Linked DNA regions of Mus musculus: all the other regions are linked to region 2. Evidence: chromatin loops called from intact Hi-C (ENCODE). Cell type or tissue: heart. All regions are shown on one strand.

Region 1 (8,000 bases), 50 kb after region 2:
ATGATGCTTGTGCAGGAATAGAAACCCTGACTAAGACACCTATCCTTCCCTATCAGCTAATACTACCCTCTCTTGGCCTCCTAGACTTTTACATTATGCACATTTATACCTGTTTACATACATACAAGTATGCAGTGTAGACTAGGATCCACATACAAGAGAGAACATGTGGTTTTTGTCTTTCTGACTTTAGGTCACCTTACTTGGTGTTATACTTTTAAGATCCATCCATTTTCCTGTAGATTTAATTTTTTCTTCACTGCTGAAAGTATCCTACTGTGTATAATAAGTGCCACATTTAAAGGGTCCATTCACCCACTGATGGATATCTAGGCTGGGTCCATCCCCTTGCTGCTGTGAATATAGCAGCAATAAACAAGGATGGGCAAGTGTTTCCTTGGAAGAAAAAAATATTTCCTAAATTGATATATTAAGTAATGCTTAGTGAGGAAAAATAACTCTGGAGTGTGTAAATAATAAAGACTTAGGGGTGAAGATAAGGAAAAAAGAGAAGGTGTTTAGGAGGAGGCTACAGAACAAGAGGCAGATTGGGGTACAGCAAAAGAAGAAAGACTGGCATTCCACGTCAGGTATATGAGCACCATCTCATTGATGGTCCAACGGAGTGAAGTCCCAGGACCTCCTGTGTGCAGCTCCTCTCACCGGATCTGGAAATGCGGCAGAGTTCTAAGGCAGATGACATATTGTAAAGATTTCCCAGAGCCAAGAGGATGGTGTGTGTCATGGGGCTTTGAAGAACAGTCGTGGAGTCCCTCGCTACCCTGGAAAGTTGAGGTCCAAGCAACACTGCACGGGCTGCTGCTGTGGGTGCGTGTGGAGGCATTCCCACCAAGTGGGAGGGCCCTCCCATTATGAGTGTGAATATTGTCAGGGTTTTCTCTGTCCCCTGCCCCCATGAGTCTGCCTATGGCTGCATCCTGTAGTTTCATTCCTGCCTAGGAGAGCTTCTCCTTCAAGCAGACTGTGGCTTCTCCTGTAGTCATGCGAAGAAGTTATCAGGTTTCTCTAGAAAAGCCACTAGGATAAAGGGGAAGTTATCAAGAGGCCAGGTCTTCAGTCGCTGAGGACAAAGGTATTCCTCTCCACCATAATTCACGTGGGAGCCCATCGCTGCCCGAAAGAGGAAGTGCGGGTTGCTCTCACTTCTGAGCCTCTTCGGAGGAATTCTGTTGAGAAACAGAGACAAAACATAAAAGCGAAAGACCACACTTTCTCTCCTTCTCTCCCGAAGGAGCAGAGAGACCCTTCATAGCAGCACAGGCTCACTCCTCCTTCAGGCAACAGAGAAAAATCTCTTCAGAGCGTTGACAGGGCCTGGATGCTGGCTTTGGAGGAGCACTTACCCCAGGCTGAGCACTTTCCAGCCTGGCCTCTTAGCATGCGATGTACAGAGGCTTGACATGAAGAGAACCACACACCAGGACTCACAGGACGAAATCCAAGACTGGCACGGACCAGCCTTCTGTGGGAGTGAATGTGAATTTGCTCGTACTGCTAATGCTTGCTGGCAACTGTTAGCTTTCTTGGCTCACAGCAGCACCATCGGATCGATGTGTATCTTCACTGTTATACAAATGCACCCCTCTATATGCCTTGGTGTCCACATTTCCCCTTCGAATAAGAACTGTACTGAATTTTGGATTCCAGCCCACTCTAGTGACCTCATCTCAACTAATTATATGCATAGCATCCCGATTCATCCTGGGAAAGGTATGTTCTGAGATACTAGAGGTTAGACGTGAATGGATGGGTCTGGTAGATGTCCTAGTTTTCATCAACGTGACACAAACCTAGACATTTCTGGAAAGAAGGGAAATCAATAGAGAGACTGCCTCCATTAACAGATTGGCTTGTGGAGTGTGTCTGTGGAGAACTTTCTTGATTGATCATGGATGCCACAGAGGGCCCAGCCTATTGTGGGTGATACGATGACTAAGCCAGTGGTCCTGGGCTATTCAAGTAGCATTCCCTGAGTGTGCTTGCACACACACACAGACACACACACACACACAGACACACACACACACAGAGTCCTCTCAGTTTTCTCTCTAGGTTCCTGCCTTGGCTTCCCTTAATGATGGACTATAAACTATAAGCCAAACAAACTCTTTCCTGTCCAAACTGTTTTATCAGGGCAGTGGAAGGCAAAGCAGAATACTGGGGAACACACTTCCCACAGTGACTTTTTCTTTCCACTTAGGTTTGAGGAGCTACAGACCCACAGGTGAAAGGGATGACTTGCATGGGGTCTCTCCTTGACTCGGCCTTGGGTCGCTCTGAGCCAGAGGCTGGCTGGGCTCCCATCACGGCAGAGCCCACTGAGAACTAAGGACACTAGGTGCCCACTCCACTACTGAGCTCCAGCTGAGAGGAGTCTTTACTGGGTTTTTAATTTAAAATGTTTTATGTGTGTGCATATCTTGCCTGCATGTATGTCTGGGTACCACATGCATCTCTGGTGCCTGCAGAGGCCAGAAAATGCCATTGGCTCCTCTGGAACTGGAATTCCCAAAGTCATGAGGAGCCACGTGGATGCTGGGAATTGAACCTGGGTCTTCTGGATCATCCAGTGTTCTTGACTGCTAAGTCCTTCCTCTAGCCCCTAGGGCAACGCTCTTAAGGAGAGTAGGTGACACCAGATGATGAAGGCTGGTGACTGTCACGTACACCCAGGTCTGAGGATCCTGGACCACCCAGCCTGGCCTGGCATATGTCTGTTCAGATGGTAGGCCATATTCTCTGAGGCAAAGAGAAACCTTGCTAGGCATCTTCCTTCTTCACTGTACAATGAGGTCTGTGTTCTCCCTGCCCAGCCCACCTAGAGTCAGGAGAAACTCAAATAGTATAGGATAGGATAGCTTTGTAAAGACCCTACTCCGCAGCAGTATGGGGGGGGTGATTCTTAGGTCATTGTGAGACTTTCCCCGGGGAGCACTGGCGGGACTCTCTCCTCTCTCCTCTCTGTCTGCTCAAGGGACAGGGTCTAATCTCTCCTGTTTAACACATACCTGACCATCTCATAGCTGGCTTTACATGCAGGGGCCACTTAGCCTGCCCAGCTGCTCAAAGGAGAAGCCAAAATCCACCTAGAGTTTCGATCCAGCAGTCCTGTTTGGCTCCAGTTGGAAGACTTGGAGAATCCGGCTTCTGGGACTGGGTTCGAGCCAGGTGACCCAGCCCGAGGGAGCCGGAGAGGGTTCCAGGCACACACCTGCCACTCGGGTTTCCACCCCGCAGCGTCTCTTTCCTGGCTTGTGCTTTTCAAGTGCCTCCGTCCTGCAAGATTGACAGCTCACTTTTGATTGGAATCAGAGTGTAGGAAGCGGTCTTTTCAAATTTCCTGTGCAACCCAGCCTGCCAAAAGTCCTGCCACTGGCTGTTTTATTTACCCTGGCCACCAGGCCTCTTGCTCGCTGCACCCTAAGAAAACAGATTGCTGTCGGGAGAAAAGTCCATGCGTGTTTCCTTTCTGGAGGCTGATCAAGTTCTGAAAGAAGGGTTTCCTGCAGTCCATTACACCATTTTGGTTTGTTTTATCCCGTCTCCACCTGCAGAGCAGGGAATTAGCCTGCAGCCCAGGGCTGGGCCAGCAGATGACTACAGGGAAAGGAGAGCTCGTGGGCGTGGAGCTTTCCACAACACACCGTGGCCTTGTTCTCTTTAGCTAGGCATTGTGTGCTGAGGCCCAAGCCCAAATCTGAATAGGATTCTGTGTAACTTGATCTGTTTTCTTTCTTTCCTGTATTCCTGTGAGCCAAATTTAACTTCACTCCAATCTGTGGCCTGTACATATAATGTTCTGCCGGAGGGTGGGGGTGGGCTGGGAGATGTGGGAGAGGGTGTATATGCTTGCGGTTTTTTTTTTCCTATCTTCCCCTTTCTACATTTTTTTTTTCTTTTGCTTGCCTGCGTTGCTCACCCACTGCTCACCCTTGGCCGGGTATAACTTAATATGGCTGTCTTGTCTGCAGCCATTAACCCTTTAGGGAAAGTGAGTGGGTTTTTTTTTTTTTTTCAGTCTCTCCTTAGCAAACCACAAAGTTTCCCAACCCCCACTCCCAGCGCCCCGTTGAGAAGCCTTGGCATTGCTTGAGTTAACAGTTGGCCTCCAGGAAACATGAACTTCCCTAGAAGTGCTTGTGCAGCAATTAATAGGCCTTCACTCAGATATGTAAAAATAGCCCCATGCTTGGAAACCCGCAGTTGAAAGACTCGGCTCCTAGGAGTCACCTGACTAGTGTTGGGTACCTCCTCTTTAAAAGGCTTGTGTCCTAAACGTCCCAGAAATATCCCAACATCGATGTGGGAAGGTTGCCAGGGCAGACAGAAATCCAATGTTCAATTAAAAGCTCCTCCAGCTGTGGCTAGGTCAGGCTTTGGCAGAGGCCAACAGCCTTGGGGTTCATGGGTGTGCCCTGCTGTTAACATGGAGGTGGGGATGGGGGTGCTGTCTGCTCCTCCTTTCTACTTAAGCAGCACCCCCTGCTTTTCATGATGGAGGGAGAAGACAGGCTGACTAAAGAGGGTTGGTAAGGGGAGGGCTCCCCTTACCTCCCAGGGCTGTCTCTTCCCTCCACGAAGGGCCGAATATTGGTCCTCAAGGTGTTGTATCTGGGGGACAGTCAGATAACGCACTGACAGCATAATGGTTTCAATGCTCACTGCTTCCAGAAATCACAAACATTCTGGGAAAACAATAATAACAACACCACCACAGAACCACGGGCCCTATCGGGAGGGGAAGATGTCTTGGGTCATTGCGAGCTATTTTTAGAATGGAAAATGTGCTGGCTCAGAGAAAACTAGTCATGTGCCCCAGTCCAAGTAGGGCACAGTGAACCCTGCCCCATGAGCCTGCTGTTCATTTTTACCCAGCCTTGGCATCTCTTCTCCTTCAAGAAGCCCTTCCAGCCAGTGGGGAAAGCGCCTAGGCAAGAGCCAGCTTCCCTAAACATCACTCCATGAGGACCCACACTTGACTCCTTCTGGGGCCCCTGCTACCTGCTGTCAAGTTGGTTGAAGAAGGGTCAGTGTTCCAATGTGGCTCACCTGCTTCACCTCAGGGCTACCGTGGATGTCCCTGTGGTGGCCCTCTGTCATTTTCTTTTTGTAACCACCATGGTATTTTTCAAGGTCCTGGACGTTCAGTGCATAACTGTCCCTCAGTGGAGTTGGCCATGTTTGCCCAGAAAGAGTAACCCAAACCTATGCTGCCTAGGTACCTGTTGTGGGCCAGGGGCCTACATGGCTTATCCACTGACCTTGACACAATGAGGAAGATATGGGAATGGTAACAAGGGAGTGGTCCACCGGACTGGTACCTCGAGGCACAATCAGGGATACATATGAACTAGAATATGATGCAGTCAAGCCTGGACTTTTGGAAAGGTACCAGCTACATCCCTCGTCAGCTGTCCAGCAGAGGGGACCCAGCAGTGATTGTGAAGGCATCACATGTGTGTGTCTGTACATGTGTAGGTGTCTGTGTCTGTGTGTACATGGAAGCCAGAGAACAGCCTCCGGCATCCGTCCTTAGGCACTCACCGTGGTTTGTTTGGCTTGTTTTTGTTTTCTGTTTTGTTTTTGAGCCAAGTGCTCTCATTGGACAAGTGGGCTAGGTTGGTTGGCCAATGAGCCCCTGGGACCCACCCATCTCTCCCTCCCCAGTACTGAGGTTATAAGCAATTGTCATTTGACCCAGCTGCTTTATAATTTGTGTTCTGAGGCCTGAACTCACTCTATGTTCTGGATTATCACTCCAGGATCTTCCCAGGATCCCAGTTGTGGCTCACTGCCGTACACTGGCCCAGTCTGGCCTCAGCATTGTGCAAGTCTGAAGCTGCTCTCTTCCTTGGAAGAAGTGGAAGCTTTCCTCTAGCCTGTGGTTAACTCTACGGCTGCCCCTGCACCAGCCCAGCCCACTCAGGACAAAAGCAGTTGCCTCCTTCCCATGCAGTGGGATTGACAATCTGCATCCCAAGACCCAAGTCCTTCATTACAAGAGGCCAGCCTCACTGAGCACCCTGGAGTATATTCTCAGCTCCAGGTGTAAAACTGGTTCTTATGGACTCTCAAGACTCAGGCAGCTACTTCCTTCTTGGACACAAGCCAGTGTCTTCCCCAGAGGTCACAGCTCAGTGCCCTGTGGTTGGGGCAAAGTGTGTACTCTTTTACAGAACTTTGGGTATGCTCTGACACAGCATGACCTAGGAGCTTGTCTAGAGAGGGTATGGGATGCCCATCAGCTCTAGATCTTTCCTGAAGCTAGTGTGGGAACTGGCTTAGAGCACCTGGGTGTTCCTATTCATTAATGTATCAGTTCAGAAGCCAATGCTCTTAGACTTAGTGAGTTTGGCTTGAACCACGTTGCCTGCCATTAGACTGTTTAGCCAGTGATTTCAGAAGACTGTGTTTCCATTCATCTGTCCCAATGAAGAAGGCTTTCTTAAGTTAATTGCCTGGAAATAACACCAAGTTTCTTGCTCAGAAAACGACAATCAAACCAAAAGCTTCCTATCAAGGGCTTTTCTTGCACTACTTGGGGCAGTAGCCACTTGGGGAGGTGAGGGGATTTTAACTGTGGGTCCTCTTTCAGGATGTGCTTTGGAGTTACTCAGAGAGAAAGAAAGCTCCCTTCCCGAATCTCACTACCCTCCCTCCGATGGATGTGCGCAGCTTAGATTCTGCTCTGCCAAAACTAAAGTGTGCACACACGGTATGTGTACCTGCAATCCCAGCATCTGGAGGTAAAGACAGAATGATTGCCATCAATCTGAGGCTAGTCAGGGCCTTACAGTAAGAACTTGTCTTAAAAAACAAACATAGCAGAAAGCCTCAGACACAAAGCCACAGATGACAAATCTTAAGGCACACTGCACAGTTCATTCAGATAGCCTACCAGCCATATTTTGCCTTCCTGGTTTCTTTCTAACACCTTGAAGTGGTAAGGACCTTCCTTGCCATCAATTTAACATGTTAATGTTTTTTAATTAAAATTCTGTATCATCTAATAGGTCACAGAATTGTGGGTGATGAGTTCTTTGTTCTAGAACTTCCTGTGTAATGAAACTGCCATCCATAATTGTTTTCCTGTGGACTGCTTATTAAAAGAAGTGATTTTTGATGAACTAAACTAGGTAAGTGCTCGCAGCGTGAGGCCCATTGGGAATGAAGCCCTTACCAATCACAGCTCCCCTCCCCCCCCCCCCCCGAGGTGGGGGGATGCAGGAGGATGTGTGCTTTCAGATGTCAGTTTCAGCTGATTGTTTCTGAGGCTATGTGACCATTATTCTGTATCCTGTGGTGCGTTTTATAGACTGATATCAATTTGTAGAGCTCCATTATGGATGGATGTCTCCAGATGAGTGCAAGTTTCAAACCATGGAGTGAAGATATGGAGTATGATGGCGTTCAGAGGGAAAGTGGAGAAGGGTACTAAACTGTGACACCTTTCACCTAAGATGGGGTCTTCCTATACTGGGGGACGGGAATCCTGCTGCGCAGAGCCTGGAGCAGGCAAAGCCAATGAGGCCTCTTCCTCCCACTTGTGGAGACACCTACAGACCCACGAGAGGCTCCAAAGCCACAGCAGGGCTGTGGTTTTCATTTGCCTTCAATACTGGAGTCATCATGTAAAAATCCAGTGATTTCTATCTCAGCAAAACTCAGAAAAGTAGACCACAGGGTCTACTTCCTCCCAGTGTTAGTCTGCTGAAGCCATTATTAGCCATTTGCTCGAGGACCAGGGCTCTAAGCCACCATCCAGACTGCTTGCTCAGCTCTGTGCTGGAGTTAACAGTGTAGCTTCAGATTGTAGCTGTAGGTCCAAAGCCAAAAGACCCTGAGAGAGCACAGAGCCTGCAAAAAGACACATGCCTCAACCCATGCCAACCCTTCCTGGGGCAGCAGGAGGCGGGGGTGGGGGTGAGGGGTGGGGTGGGGGATTGGTGTTCGTAATGATTTGGATATAAAAAAGGTCT
Region 2 (8,000 bases):
CAGCTTTTTGGTGTTTTGGTTTGGTTTTGGACACCAAGTCACTAGTGACCCAATAAGAGAGACAGTTCAGAAATTAAGACGAGTTGACATTTACCTAAATCTGACTCCGTGGCCTCTGTGGCTCTGGTTTTTGTATTATTTCCTCAGACAAGCTGTAGCATTGGCCCAACATCAGAACTTTTCAGATCCAAGAGCAACACGGTGTGGACTCACTTCCTGTCCGAACTGCACGGACTTACCGACTCTGTGGGCTTTATGATGCAGAAGCAGTGTTCAATAGCTCATAAAGTTTATATCTCACACAAACTTACCTGTGATATTATTAATTACTATTTGGCTGCCTAGAAACTATTTTTCCTGTGGCCCTGTAATACCTCTTGTGGAGTAACATTGAAAAAAAAAATAAGTAAGGACCCTCATAATACAAAATAAATCTGACTTGCCTTTCTTGTCACTTACAGATGGGTTTTTAAAAAGCATCTTGCCTTTCCTATCAACAAAGCCCCCCACCCTCCCCCCCGTTTTTGTCAGTTCTTCTATTTATTTTGAAATACTAAACAATCGACTTCACTTGTCCTCGCGGCTTCTTATGTCTTGGGGGAATGACTCACTGATTTAGGCTCTCAGTCACCAGGGGCCAATGTCAGGATCCACAGAAACTTCCTGTTGTTTCGAATAGCTTCCCCCCAACCCCCTACACCCTCCCTCCTTCGAGGTGACAGAGTCTAGAGAATTCACAGGGCGTGGGGGGTGGGTCGGAGGTGGCGGGCTGGGTTATTTGACTTCTGAAATGAGTTTTAAAGTATCAGATTTAAAAGTGTGTCACTTACCAAACCCAAGATGTAGTGTGTCCCTGAGGTTTCTTGGTAGTGTTCTTGCTCCTGTGCTTCGTGCAATTAGAAAAAGAAAAAAAAAAAAATCACCTTTTGGTTTTTAGATTGTAAAAGCATCACTCCTGCCAGCAGACCTGGAGAGGGCCGTGGTGAACGGGGATTTACTTATTGCGGGACAGGGTAGCCAATAAACTGTCACCCTCTCCTGTGCTTAGGGTGTTCAGGGTATTTGTTAATGTTCAAAAAAAAAAAAAGTGGGATCACAATTCTGAGACACCAAGCGTAGATTACTTCATAGACAAAGAGTGGAAGCTGGAGATCGAGATCGGCGGGGCTGGAAGGGAGGAGGTGGGGGAGGGAGTGTAATGGGGCCAGCTTCAGTTTGAAAAGACAAAAATGTCCTAGAGAAAGGTGCTGCTGTCCATTGCGCAGCAACGTGAATGGAAACAGGACACTGAAGGACACACAGAGATGTGGTTAAAGTGCTCAGAGTGCTGTGACCATTAGCACAGTTTAAACAATGCACACACATCTGTGGAAATTGGGTGTTTGAATCACCGTGTAATAAAATATTAGCTAGATGTGATTTGTAAGAATTTACCAAAACTTCCATTCAGAATGGCTACTCTGACTATACACATGTTGTATACACTGTGGGTCTGGTTAACTAAGATGTGTGGTTTTTTTTCCCCACTTTTTTTTTTTTTTTTTAGAAATAAAGTTTAATTTTTTAATAATAAAAGAAAAAAGCCAGGTGTGGTGGTAAATGCCTTTAATTCCAGAACTCAGGAGGTAAAGACAAATTGATCTCTGTGAGTTCAAAGCCAACCTAGTCTACAAATTTAGTTCTAGGACAGCAAAAAAAAAAAAAAAAAAAAAAAAAAAAATCACTCTCTAGCTCAGAGGGTGGTCAGTGTGGGGTTCTTTGCATCCACTTCACCTGTCCCTAGGTGGGCTGTTTCTTCTTGCTGGGATTAGATCAGCCTAGGATCCCAACCTTTAATCTAGACATTTCTGTACTGTTGTTGTCTGCGGGACAAAACTTGTTGTTTTGGTTGTTTGCTCCAGCCTGAGACACCACAATGCCATCAAGCCAGGAGCCTTTCCTCGCTGATGAAGTTGTATTTGTAGTAACGCTCTCTTGTCTACAGCGAAACTGCGGCTCTTTCAGGAGGACATGAAAAACATGTCTTGTAGACTGGGTGGCTTTATGTGAACTTTGAACTAGGTAGAATCTGACCTGTGACTTAACATTTTTATTTGTATCTTTTTAAAAGTTTTTATTTAGGTTCTGAGGTTTGAGTCCTAAGCCTCTTGCATACTAGGCTAGGAGGCCCTCTACCACTGAGCTATACCCTTCTTAAAGAGTTTCAGAGTCTCACTCAGCAGCCCAGGCTGGCTTTCCACCTATGACCTATCAAAGCCTGCTGACTAGCTGAGCTACAGGCCTGGGCCATCAGCCACCCCTCCTTCTTATGTCTATTATTCTCTTGTGTGTGTGTGTGTGTGTGTGTGTATGTGTGGTATATGTGTGTTGGGTGTTAGGGGTGTGTGTTGGGTGTGTATGTGTGGTATGTATGTATGTGTTAAGCGTGCCATTTTACTAAGAGAAATACATAAATGAGAATTACCAACGTAATCTTTTCTTTTTTACAATGTTGGAGGCTGAGTCGAGGGCTTTGTACTCGCCAGGGAAGCACTGTGTCTCTGAGCTAAATCCCCAGTCCCTCCTCGAGGTGTCTATAAGTGGTCTTTATTAGCTAGAGAGCTAAAACACCATGAAACAAAGTCCACACCCACCTCTGACCTGAGAAAACTATTTCCTATGCCATTTCTAGGACAGCCCTTCAGTCTCCACCCCGGCTTCCACTCCCCTATGAGATAGTACATTCTAGAGCCAGAGCCAGTATTTTTGTAAAGCCCATGTCAGTGGAATAGACACTAATTATATTCAGCTCCACACAAGCTGGTGTCCCTGTGACCAACAATTCACATTGTTCCTGACAGGAAGCACTGTTTGAACCTAAGCGATGTTTTGTGGTAGCACATGGCTGACCACTGCCAGCACTAACAGTCCTGCTTCAAGGTGGTGACAAAATGAAGAAATTGCCTGAGTGGGGACTGCAGATGCCTTCACGTGTGGCATTGCTATCTGGGTGACACAAAACACAACAGGTTTCCCCCACCCACCCACCCACCCACCCACAAATGAGGTAGCATCGCAACCGGCAAGACAGTGCATCTTTAGATTTCTGACATACATCTTGCTGGAAAAGTTGGTTCACCCCCATCCACAGGCAGTTTAAGTATTATTTGGGGACATGTTTGACTTCATGTAGATTGGAGACTAGACATCAAACAGCATCTGAACACAGGGTGTGCAATAGTGTGAACTAGTGGCTACCTTTGTCCTTAGTTGTTGAGAGAAAAGAAGCTTGTATCTTCTAATCTGATGCCAACCCACCCCCACCTCACTCACCCACCCTTACTTTGTTCCTCTTATAAATTCTTTCTATTAGGGACCACACACATAGACTTAAGAATATATAGCTAGAAAGTACGCAGGGACAGAGAATCCTAGTGCGGGGAGAGAAAGACACAGGACATAGCTCACAAGAATTAAAGAGGGTGAGCTCCCCCGGATGCTGTCTGAGCAGGAAAAAGAACGAGAAAGTAGCTCGCCCACTCGTGAAGATTATACCCAGGAGGTATATGAAGAAGTTAGCAGGCTCAAAAGAGGGGTAACCAGACTAATGGGGTGAAACCAAGAGAATAGGTCCTGGAATGTAATATCAGAAATATGCTTCCAAACAGGGGGGGGGGGGGTTGAGTGTCCAGCAGAGTGTGAAATGGGCTTATCAGGAAAAGGAAGAAAATTACAAAGGAGGGAGGGAGGGAGGGAGGGAGGGAGAGAGAGAGAGAGAGAGAGAGAGAGAGAGAGAGAGAGAGAGAGAGAGAGAGAGAGATGGGGGTGATGAGGAATGGGGCAGGCGTGTTCCCCTGACATGACAGAGAAGGCTGAAACAAAAAGCTGAGGAACTGGAAGATGCAAACTGGGTTTGTGGCCAGAGTGAAGGGAAATGACTGATATGTGCTCAGAGTTTAGCCAGGCTGGGGCTGCTGGCCGAAGGGACAGTATTAGTGCTTTAGAAAATTCTCCAAGCAGTCCTGTAGTCTGGGTTCTGGAGACCAGCCAGCCTTCTCTGGAGCACGCGATGGGGGTTGTGGAGTCACAAGTACAAAAGTCTATAGAGCATCATTTTGAAACCCTCTTTTGACTTTTCAGATAAATTGCAGAATCATCACTAATCTTAAAACACTTTCCATTAAAACCACACTTCTTAAAAGGGCTGGAAGGATGCCCCCTCCTGCTCCCCGGAGCCTCCTTTTGTGTGTGCTCTTCCCCCACGGGCAGAGATTTATTTCATTAGCAGGGGCTCCCTGGCTACATTTACAGTCCGAGGATAAGTCTTCCTGGCTTCCTGACTGCCCTGCTGCTAAGACTGCTCCAGGAGGCCAGGTAGCAAAGCAACCTTCTCGTGGTGAGATGGGTTTTCCCCTGTGGATGCCTTTCTGCAGAACAGTGGGAATCTTTCTACTTTATTTCTGTAACCACTTTTTAAATACTCTGCAAAATAATATTTGAGTCAAAAAGGAGTCTGTGGCTCTCCCTGTTATTCTCTCTGCAGGAGGTTAGTGTTTGTGATAATTCCCCTCCCATCTTGCTTACTTCCCAAACAATCCCTTTCCTTTTTACTCCTTTTTCTTCTGGCTGTTTATCATCCCATCATTCTACTTTCTTATATTCTATGTGGATTATTTACTAGAAAGATGTCGCGGGGTTAAGGAGACAGCTCGGTGGTAGAGCGCTTACCCAGCATGTCTAAAGCCTTGGGTTTGATCTCCTGCACTGAAGGGGGAAAAAAAAGAGAACATTATTTAAAAATGAAAAAAAAAAAAAGTTAAGCAAAGCCACCCTTCCCAGGCCCACCCTTACTAGCCTGTAGGAAGAAAAGCAGTCAGAGACAATGATTCAGACACTGGCATTTTCTGGAGGAGCTCGCTGGAGCAGGATCCTATCCCCTCCTGGAGGGTATGAGCTTCCTGCCAGCCTCTGTGGCAAAGGACCAGAAAAGCCACAAAGACCTGAGTGGCTTAATGGAGTGCCTGCCACATTGGACCCACCAGGCCTTGCAGGTGATCATGGCTGCCATTCTCCCAAAGAGGACTTCAAGCCGACCAGGAGGACTCAGGCAGAGCAGGCCTTCTAACTCCCCCAAGGAAAAAGACAAGTGCGCCACAGGCTGATGAGATAGGCCCTGCTCCAAATGTCACCTCCCCCGCATTTTTGATCTGGCACGAAATGAGTGTGGCCTGTGTACTTTTGTCTCCTTGCTCTCTCCCTTCCTCCACCCCTTTCTTCTCTTGGTTTATCTGTGTGTGTGTATTGTATGTATGGCTGTGTACACATGCGAATGCATGTATGGACAGATCAGCACGTCTTCCCAGATAGTTCTCCATCATCCATTACCTTATCATTTCGAGGCAGGCTCTCTCACTGAACCTGGCACTCACTGACTAGACAGTCTGGCCAGTGAACTTCAGGGATCCTTTTGACCCAACCCTCCCAGGATAGGACTGAAGATGTGCTGGACCACACCTACTTTTTTAATGTAGGTGCTGGGGATCCAAACCCAGTCTCTTGTGCTTGCATGGCAGATACTTTACCAACTGAGCCATCTCCCCAGCCCAGTTCTCTCTTCCCCTCTGTAACCTAAGCTGACCTGGAAATCATAGTCAGCCCAGATTAGCCTTGACTTCTACATCCTCCTGTCTCTGCTTTGCAAATGCTAGGATTGGAGATGTGACTCATGAAGCCCCGATGTAGCCCTGATTCTAGAATTTCAGAAGCATAGGAACCTCCCCTTTGTACTCTGTCCACCTCTGGTCTGTTAGACACAGCTCAGTGACCCAGGGCTGTAGAGGGCCTCCTGGTCTTTCTGAGACATGATGTGGCTACAGTAAATGGAGCCATTGCTTGGGTGCTTGAAGGGAGAGGAGGTACCAAGCAATGGAGCTAGGGGAGGAGTCTATGGGCTGCCTGTGGCTGCATTCTCTTGGAGATGGGGGACCAGTCTAAAGTGACTTTGACTCAGGCAACAGAGAAAACATTGCTCACTCTCAGGTCTTCCTCTCCTTGTCTTTCTGGAAGAGTGGTCCTCTGCTTCTGCCTTCCAGATGTGGGCCTGGCTTCTTGGAGCTTGATAATGTGGGGTGAAGTACGGGGATTCTAATTTCCAGAGGAGCAAGGTGTTCTTGGATGCCTGCCATGTGTGTCGTGTGTACTCTGGTGATGAGCCTCACTAATCATTTCCTTGTAGTGTGTTATTAAACCCCCTAGAGATGAGCCCTTAGGCCTCCCGTGGCTGACTGGGAAATGCAGGCCACACCTAAGGAGCTGGAAAGTGGTGTAAAGCCAGGGCTTCAAAACAGACTAGATAGTGCCTCAGAGTTTAGTTATAGGGCACAGTTCTATGGCCTGAAGCCATTCTATGCTGATTCCCCTCTCTACCCTTAAGATGGGCTAAGTCCTGAAATAGCTGAGGCTGCCTCATCTGGACAGCTCCTAGACATGGGTGTGGGAATCAGGAAGCGGGGCTCTGGGTTCTTTTGCCAGGAGATCTGTGTCCTAAGAACCCTGAATCAGGCCTTTCTGTTGGTTCAAACAAGCTTTTTTTTTTTTCTTTCAGATAGACAAATGAACAGTTAACAGGTCTGAGTACACCCACCTTTCACCTCCCAGGGCCCTGTGAAGTTTAAATGAAGATGTATTTTTAAAAAACAAAAAACAAAGCAGCAAACAGGAGGGAACTTGCACACTCAAAGGGGGAATAGTGCTGATATTGAAATAACGAATCTAATACGCTGCTTTTGGAAAGCAGGCAAGAGCCCTTGCTAGCCAGAAAGCTCCCAGCTTGGTCACCACGGTGTGTGCTTCCCTGGGCATACACCTTGGACTAACCCTGCATGCCACTCAGCTGGCGAGCAGATTTTTCTAGGCTCCATCCCCCAGAATCTTTGGAAGAACACTGGATTAGGTATGCTAGACTGGTCCTGGCTTTGACTGAAGAGATTACACATACAAAAAAAAAAAAAAAAAAAAAAAAAAAAAAAAAAAACTCTGAAGATAAATGTTATTTAATTGGATAAACAATCTTAGTGCAGTTTTTTCCCCTGTGTTCTATCAAGGTACCACTGGCAAGGCTATCAGGGCAGTTTTTGAGAATTTTTTTTAAATTTGAGCTAGTGTCCATATGGACACATGTCTCGGGATGTGTGCATCTCTGGGATAGACAGGTAGAGAAGCATGTGCTATGATGCTTCAGGTAGAATACCCAGTGTTGGAGAGGTGAGCTGACTATAGCTCAGTGGTTCTCAGCCTTTCTAATGCTGCAGTTCCATTCTGTGATGACCTCACCACCACCACCACCATCACCATAAAATTATTTTTGTATTTACTTCATAACTGTAATTTTTCTACTGTTATGAATTGTGATGTAAATACCGGATATGCAGGATATCTGATATGTGACCCCTGTGAAAGGGTTGTTTGACCCAAAAAGGGGGTTAGGGTCCGGGACCCCCAGGTTAAGAACTGCTGCTGTAGTGTCTGTCTTGGAAAGGCACAGTCCAATCAAGAAGGGAGGTATTCAAATCCACAGGGTTCAAGTGTCTGTGTGGACTGTAGCATATGGGGCATCGAGTGGAATGGCAAGGAAATCTTTATAGTCACAAGGACAGAATGAGGCACATGCTGCTTGTGTCTGTGGGCCTTCCTCAGTGTTTAACTTAACTGTCATCTGCTGCAAACTGACCGTTGTTTTCTACTGGTTTCCTTCTCTCTAGTGAGGATGAGTAGAGTACTTACATTACACAGTGAGCCTGGGCAAGCACGAGCGTTCTTCTTAACGGGCCTGTCTGGGTCAACCTTAAAATGATAGTTGAGTCCCAAGCTAGGAAATTGATTCATGCGCTTCGTCATGCCATTGGTGAGCCCAGCCCACAGGTACTCACCCTGTGCCAGCTCTGAGCCAAGCATGGCTTGGGGAACGCACTTCTGACCCGAGCCTTCCCATCCTTGAAAGTCAGTCTTGACACTTGGGTGCA
Region 3 (8,000 bases), 210 kb after region 2:
GACTAGTCTAGCTAGCCAGCTTGCTCCAGGAATCCCATCTCCACCTTCTAAAAGCTGGAGTTGTGAGTGGGCTGCTTTGTGCATCTAGCATCTATATAGTGTGCTGGTTGGTTTTTGACACAGATAACTTGACACAGACATTCCTAGGAAGAAGGAAGCTCAGTTGAGGGATTGCTTCCTTCAGAATGGCTTGTAGGCAAGCCTGTGGTACATTTTGTTGACAGATGGTTGATGTGGGAAAGCCCACATCTGGTCAGCAGTCCCAGGTTACAAAAAACAAACAAACAAACAAACAAACAAACAAACAAAAAACAAGCTGAGCTAGTATGAGGAGTGTAAAATAAATTATATTTTAATAAAGATATAAATAGTAAATCAATCCCCAGTTAACCACACAGAGAAACCAAGATTTATTTCAAGCTGCACCTCAATATCTGGGTGGTTAAATGATCTATCTTTTTTTTTTTTTTTTTTTTTTTTTTGGTTTTTCGAGACAGGGTTTCTCTGTGTAGCTCTGGCTGTCCTGGAACTCACTTTGTAGACCAGGCTGGCCTCGAACTCAGAAATCCGCCTGCCTCTGCCTCCCAAGTGCTGGGATTAAAGGCGTGCACCACCACGCCCTGCTTAAATGATCTATCTTAACATCCTATGTTTATCTGGCTACTTCCTAGCCATGGCCCTGTCCTTGTGACTCCAAAGCTCCTCCCTATTCTCTCTTCTGCCCAGCCATTGGGTGATCAGCATTTATTGACAAGGCAAAGAATAAATGGTAAGAACCCTTTACACAAACTGGAGACAGGAGTCTAGACAATACTGAGGGTTGAGACAAGAAATGGGGGCAGAAAAATCAGCATTTGAATAACCTAAAGATAACCTTTAGACAGTGCACAAAAACCATTATGTCTACAAAGACAGAGGAGCAAGCCAGGAAGCAGGGTTCTTCCTTGGTTCTGCTTGTGTTCCTGCCTCCAGCTCCTGCCTCTGTCTCTGCCCTGATGACAGGCTGTAATCTGTTGAGTGACATGAACTCTGAGTTGTTTATAGTTAGTGTTTTATCACAGCAATAGAAACAAAGAGGAAGACACATGGATTCCGGATCCAAACTCTAGTCCTCATGCATGGTGCTTATGGGGCAAACATTTTAACCATTGAACTATCTCCCTGGCCTCTCAGTTCATCCTCTGTTGCCATAGCAGCAGAAGCCAGATACTGGAAGCTAAATACCCTGTAAAGCAAAGAAGTTTATTTAGTTCACAGGTTTGGAGGCTAAACTTGAAGGTCTAAACTTCCATCCATTTTGTCTCTGGCAAGGTTGTGTGGCTGCATCTCAACAAAACAGATGGCATTGTGGTAGAATTGTGTGTGTGTGTGTGTGTGAGAGAGAGAGAGAGACAGAGAGAGAGAGACAGAGAGACAGAGAGAGACACACAGAGAGAGACAGAGAGAGGAACAGAGAGAGAGAGAGAGTTTGATTGACTGGTTGATTTAGGGGCTTGTTTTGTTTGTAGCAATTTGTGTGTGTGTGTGTGTGTGTGTGAACTTCTCAGAGTCCTGTGAATTATATTAATCCCATCCAAGGACATTATCCTCAGTAATCTATCTGACTCCCACTAAATTCTGCCTCATGAAGGCCCATCACCATCACCACTGCCACTCCAAAGCTTCGCCTTCTAGTATAATAGTCTTTAGATGACACACTCAGATCATCTGCAACTCACAGTGGGAAGGTCAATCTTGGCCTCATCCCCACGAGCATCACCATCATCATTCCCAGCTTTATCACTGCCATCCGTCAATCTTGCATCATCAAGGGCTCTTCACAGTAAAGCGGAGGGACTGTGGCCTTTGGAAGGCTTGTTGGTTGTTAGCTTAGCTCATCACTCCATAGGTGGGAGCTTGGGGACACTTTAATGCAAGCTTCATATTCATCATATGTAAAATGGAATAACTCAAAAAATATAGTGGAGGGGGAAATAGTAGTTAAAGGGATAATGATTAAGGTTTTATACAACAGGGATAACTCAAGTATCCCGTCCCACGGGATTCAGTTATTCGTGGGTGCGAGGGGGACCGCAAACCTGTAAGGAAATGGGATTGGAAGAGAAAAGAGAAGCGGATGACCAAGTAGATTGTACCTATCAAGGTCTCCGTATATTAGGCTGAGACGCCTGGTTTTAAAGCATACATCTCGGGGAATAGGGGAGGGGTTGAGGGGGAATTTAACAAAGAACAAAGAGTGGGCATCTGCTGACATGAGGGCCGAAGTCAGGCTCCAGGCATCGGGCACTCTGCATCTTATCTCTGGAACATAGATCCTCCTTGACAGCCTTGGGGTGTCAGGCGGGACTCAGGCGTAACTCATGTCCTTGGAAGTCATGGGAGTCAGGAAGAGATAGGGAAGAGGGGACTATAATTCAGCTTTTACAGCCTCAGGTGCCAGGAAGGGAACAGGGAGGAGGGAGTGACAACCGGCTCCTATCACGAGGCCATTTGGCCTGTCAGGGTGGGAGATTGTGAGAAGCTTGCTTTCTCACGGTATGGTCTCTGACACACAAGAAATTTATTGCACAGATGGTGACTTTAGGTAAAACAAAACAAAAAACCAAAAACAACTAAATGAGGTAATACATATAATAATGAGTTTGATTTAGCCATTTGTCTTAGTTAGGGTTTAACTGCTGTGAACAGACACCGTGACCAAGGCAACTCTTACAAGGGCAACATTTAATTGGGGCTGGCTCACAGGTTCAGAGGTTCAGTCCATTATCATCAAGGCAGGAGGATGGCAGTATCTAGGCAGGCATGGAGCTGGAGGAGCTGAGAGTTCTACATCTTGTTCCAAGGGCAAATACTCCTCAGGCAGCTAGGATGAGGGTCTTTTTTTTTTTTTTTAAAGATTTATTTATTTACTATATGTAAGTATACTGTTGCTATCTTCAGACACACCAGAAGAGGGCATCAGATGTCATTACAGATTGTTGTGAGCCACCATGTAGTTGCTGGGATTTGAACTCAGGACCTTTGGAAGAGCAGTCAGTGCTCTTAACCACTGAGCCATCTCTCCAGGACCTAGGATGAGGGTCTTAAAGCCCACACCCACAGTGACACAGCTATTCAACATGGCCACACCTACCCCAACAAGCCACACCTCCTAAAAGCGCTACTCCCTGGGCCAAGCATACACAAACCACCACACCATTCTACCATGCATGCACTTTTTAAAACACTGTGTTGTGCAAAATCAATATATACATATATAATTCAGAATTGCCAATTAAAAATAAATTAATTTTAAGATCAAGTCACATGTCTCTGTGTCCTCGATTATCTTTTAGTTCTTCACAGTGAAAGCATGGGTACATTGTATTAAAATATCACCTGGGCTCTGGGTGTGGCCATGTAACACTGCACTCCAAAGGCAGAGGCAGGTGCTTGGTTCTTTGTGAGCCCCAGGCCAGTCAGGTCTACATTTTGAGATTCTGCCTCAACAAACCAAACCACACCACAAACAAAGAGAAAAGGCAGTGTTCCTGGCCCATACCTTTAATCCCAGTATTCCTAAGGCAGAGGCAGGTGAATCTCTGAGTTCTGAATCTACACAGTGATTTGTAAGACAGTCAGGGCTACGCAGAGAAACCCCATCTCAAAATAAAACCAACAACAAAAAGATTCTATTTATCCAGGGAGTGGTGGCACACTCTTTTAATCCCAGTACTGGGGAGGCAGAGGCAGGCAGATGTCTGGGAGTTCAAGGCCAGCCTAGACAGCTCTGTCTCTCAGGGAGGCTGGCAATAATAAGGCAAAGCAAAACCCCTAAAACAACAACAACAACAACAACAACAAAACAAAAGACCTGAAGTAAAGAAAAAAACTACCCTCAAAAGTGGAAAAAATCATATTACTACCTATAAGCCTACATTTTTTACATCGTATGTATCAATTTTAAAAATTAAGATAAAATGACTAGAAAAAAATTGTTACTAGCAAGTTAAAAATAAATGGTTTCTATCTTCCTACAAAAAGGAACAATAATTCCTACCGTTGAGACAGAGTATCACTATATATCCCAGCCCAGCCCAGAACTCAGGAGCCTCTGCCTCAGTTCCCTATGATTAATGAAAATTTTAAAAAGAAACCACAATGCAAATAATAAAGTTCTTAGTTGCGTGCCTGTCGTGTGGTATCAGTGTAATTCACTGTGGCCACCGTCCCTTCTGTCAGTGAGTGAGCCTGAAAATGGATGTGCTGTGGGCGAGCTCTTCCATAGCTCCAGAACCCCACAAAGGAGACCAGGAGAAGCTGGAAGAAACCCAGCCAGGGGAACCTGGGTATTGGCGGGAAACTCCATGAAGCTCATCACCCCAGAACCCTGGCTCTCCTGAGGGTGGAGTCCATGCCTCTCCCTCTGGGTCAGGCTTCTGGGCAGTCAGCCAGCCACACTGCCACTTGATGGTTTGTTTGTTTGCTTCTAAAGACATAAAATCCAAGCTTATCAAACAAAGTCACACTTGGCCCTGCCATCTTGAGAGGTAAATTCCACCATTATCTATGCACTTCAACCCCTGCACAGAACACTTGGTTCCCAGGCGAGCTGGCGGCTGGCTGCAGGGCCGACCTTCACCGACTCACCCTTTCAGCCCCCTTTCAGTCCAGGAGCCAGCCAGTCACGAGGCAGGCGTGCCAGTCACACAGACTAGGGAAATGCCCGAAGGTCCAGCCCACAAGCTGGGAGGTTTAAAAAAACCTCTTTGAACTTCAGTTTCCTCGTTTCTATAAAAGTGGCTTGAGGACAATAGTCTCCTTACCAGCTGGTTTGTGATGAGGAGTCATGAAAAGGTGATTAAACATTGACCCCAGTGCTGGCCTTTGGGGAGGACTCAACACAGAACAGCTGTGGCCTCACCAGTTCCTTAGAAACCTCTCGCTGGGTGGAAGGACGAGGTGAGGCTGGGAGAGGTTTGTACACCCAAAGGGAAAAACATAGAGCTTGTGGCTAAAAAGCGCGGGGCAAAATGAGGTCAGCTAGTGGAAACGTCATCCAAAACTTTGCCAGAGCTCTCTTGAGCCAAAGTCCTCAAAATCACCTACTCCTACTGTGTGTGTTAGAATCCACTGAAACGGAAAGGGGCATCCTGGCCCGGAAGTGGGGTTCCCGTTCATACTGCATCTTTGCACAAATTACAAGCTAGGCATGGGAGGGGCAAGCCAGTGAGCTCGCTTTGAGAGCACTGGATAATACTCTTGCTTGCTGCTCCTGCCTCTCCTCGCCCTGCAAAAAGCCCACAGACCCATAGAACAGGAGGGAAAGAGACACGTCGCGTTTTTGAGACGATGGGCACTGGTAAGAGCTGACTCACAGCTGTCCTTGTTTCTCACTCCCGTGGTGCCTGGCAATACTCCAGATGGTGGAGGCACCACAGCCTGTGTCCTCAAATAGAGACCATGGGAAAAACCATGGTGGGTGAATAGTACAGGGCTCTGTTCCCCTCCCAGTTCACATGCGCCAGTCACCGTGAGCCTTGGGGCAGTATTCTTACCACAGTCAACCTGATTCACCCTCAGATGAGTGTGGACAACGGTGGGAACAGGAGGAAAACAAAGCCCAGAGACACCAGTGGGAGAGACCGTGTCAGGGAGAGCAAGGTAAGGCCTCTTGGAAGAAGATGAACCTGTCCAAGAGGCTGGGTGGAGTTGGGGATGGCAGAGCAGGGGGTGATGAGGTTAGTGTAGGATGCAGCTATTCAAAGAAAGTGCCTATAGGGGTCCTGGAAGATCCCAGTTCCGTCCACAGGCCAGACACGTGAGGGAAACAAGATGAACTCAAAATCAGCGCCAGCCTTCATGACCAGAGTTGAGTTGAGTTTCATAAGCTCTGCTGAGGTCAGAAATCAGCAGAAACGGGACAGGCTCTCAGCTGTCTAGTCCCAAGTCTCTTCCTCCAGGAAGACTTCCCGGACCTTCCTCAGTCTCAGATAGCCTCACAATAACTCTGCTACTGTGTTTGATCTTCTGCAGGATGCTGTGTGAGCTGCATGTGAGTTTTGTGAGTTATGAGTCACAGGTGGCTCCAACCCTGCTTTCTGTCCTTCAGTCTCCCATTCAGCACCCAACAGAAGATGCTAGGCACCACTCTGCATCCTCAAGGGATATCGTATGAAGCAAGAGGCAGGTTTTCTTGGGTCCACAGCAACATCAAAAAAGAGCAAAACGGACATGCAAATAAATCTATTTTAGCATTTGAGACAGACGTCCAACTGAGGAACATGATCAGAAGATGCCAGCCAGTATAAACATATTTTGAAAATATGTATTTCATTTCTTATATATGTACATTTGTTCTCGTCGAAAATAAAGATCAAATCAAATTTCAGAGAGATTTAAAACACAAAGAAGAGTCAATTTAAAATTGTACTGCTAGAAATAAACAGCATGGGTTTGAGATGAAGACTCTAAAGGGGGCTCACTTTAGATAAGGCTGGTTAGTGATGACTGCCTTGGATAGATAGCATTTGAAACAGAGAGAGACAGTAAGGAAAACCAGCTCGTGTGAAGAACGGGGGTCGGGGGGAGGCTATGCAGGGCAAGACAAGCTGTATACCCAGGATCTTCAAGGAGGAAGACCTTAGGGTCTGAGAGAGTCTCTGGGACAATATCTTGATCAGAACATGGACAAAAGGACAGTGCCCCCCAGGTCACCACAGGGTATAGATTTCAGATGATGTGAGAAGACTCTATAGAAAGGCTTGAGTGGGCTGGGGAGGGCATCATGTCAGCCTACTGGGATGGCGACTGCTGTAGGGAACACACTGGTGGGGAAGGTTGAATCCGGATGTGTCAGTTATGGGAAGACTGGGGTCTCTGTGGAGGAAACGGTGTGAGGCTGCAGCCTCTACAGATCCATTGGAAGGAAGTTCAAAGAAATGCAGGATGGACCTGGAATCACTGGCTTGAGAACCGGCTTTGACTCTATCCACAGTCTGAGGAAAAACACCTGGGGTAGGAAGACAAAGAGCTCCAGGGGCCCAGGGAGCACTCACACTCTGAAAGAGTCTGAAAAAGGGGCGGGCTCACAAGGACCATCAGGGAGGTAGCTGGGAGAGTCTGTTGACAGATGCTCAGAGTGTGTCCAGACTCAGGATAAAATCCAAGAGCCAGCTAGCCAGGTCGCTGGCAACCTTGACAGAGATCTCCAGGGAAAGCGTTGGGAGCCTCGCCAGGGTGTCTTGTGCCCAGGACTGCAAAAGGAGTTAAGAAAATAGACACAATGTGAACAAATCCGATTATTTTGAAAGCTGTGTCTCTGAAGGCAGAGAGGAGCTCAAAAGTCTCTATGCCAGAGGGGCTGGAGGCCAGGGGACCAAGGAAGCACTGCTGGATGCTGGTTGGAATTGTCCAGAAACAGAAGGGCACTGTGCAAGAGGCCAGAGACACCCAGGGAGTGGGATGGCTGACTCCAGAGCCCAGCTGGGAGGCCTTGGCTATCCCTGCAGGGAGGAGAGAGACACGGCCTGGATGAGATGGCCAGTTTGATGTCCAGAAGATGAAAGTTGAGTTAAATGGGGCAGGGTGGGGGGATTGGAAGAAGAGTGCAGGGATCTATGGAGCAGAATGAGGGCCAAATGCAGAGACAGGAGAGCACACAGGTCCTGTAGGACACAGGATGAGAGATGACTGGAGAGAATAATGGAATCCATAGCTTAGCCTGGCAGTGTTGAGGGTCAACCTGCAGGCTGAGCTGAGTCGAGAGCCCAGTACAAAAGTACCCAGGCAAATTGTGTGATTCCCTCTCCAAACTGCCAGAAGCCGGGGTGCAGGCATAGAGAGGTGGAAGGGAGGGCTCCCGGGTTGGGATTTTGCCAAGTAGCTATAACAAAGGCCGACTTGCTAAGGGAATTTCCGTTACAAAGATTCTGAGGAGTACAAACCAGACAGAAAAGAGGAGAAGGTAGGAAGGAGGAAGGCTCGAGAGAAAAGCAGAACAAAACAGATGGTCGCAATCG

The links. Peaks named below come from ENCODE experiments on the same cell type or tissue, not always from the same donor. Only the 100,000 strongest peaks of a DNase experiment are listed, where the experiment ranks them.
Region 1: a loop joins it to region 2, with 2.2 times the contacts of the local background. A loop is called at or near these places in 4 of 42 quality-filtered maps.
Region 3: a loop joins it to region 2, with 2.3 times the contacts of the local background. A loop is called at or near these places in 3 of 42 quality-filtered maps.

What each region holds. Positions count from the first base shown.
Region 1 is chr2:128,335,529-128,343,528 of GRCm38, reverse strand. The region is part of intron 1 of Morrbid (myeloid RNA regulator of BCL2L11 induced cell death); the gene reads left to right. Among named protein-coding and RNA genes, the nearest start is that of Gm14010, 83 kb to the left of the region's middle. In heart, a CTCF peak has its summit at 3,455; DNase peaks (open chromatin) are centred at 3,258, 3,398, 4,228 and 4,808; H3K27ac peaks cover 3,715 bases.
Region 2 is chr2:128,385,229-128,393,228 of GRCm38, reverse strand. All of the region lies in intron 1 of Morrbid (myeloid RNA regulator of BCL2L11 induced cell death), which reads left to right. Among named protein-coding and RNA genes, the nearest start is that of Gm14010, 33 kb to the left of the region's middle. In heart, no CTCF peak of the experiment used is centred here; DNase peaks (open chromatin) are centred at 672 and 3,969; H3K4me3 peaks cover 785 bases; H3K27ac peaks cover 1,330 bases.
Region 3 is chr2:128,176,711-128,184,710 of GRCm38, reverse strand. All of the region lies in intron 1 of Gm14009 (a long non-coding RNA gene), which reads right to left. Among named protein-coding and RNA genes, the nearest start is that of Gm14009, 11 kb to the right of the region's middle. In heart, no CTCF peak of the experiment used is centred here; DNase peaks (open chromatin) are centred at 4,540, 7,130, 7,846 and 7,990; H3K27ac peaks cover 3,339 bases.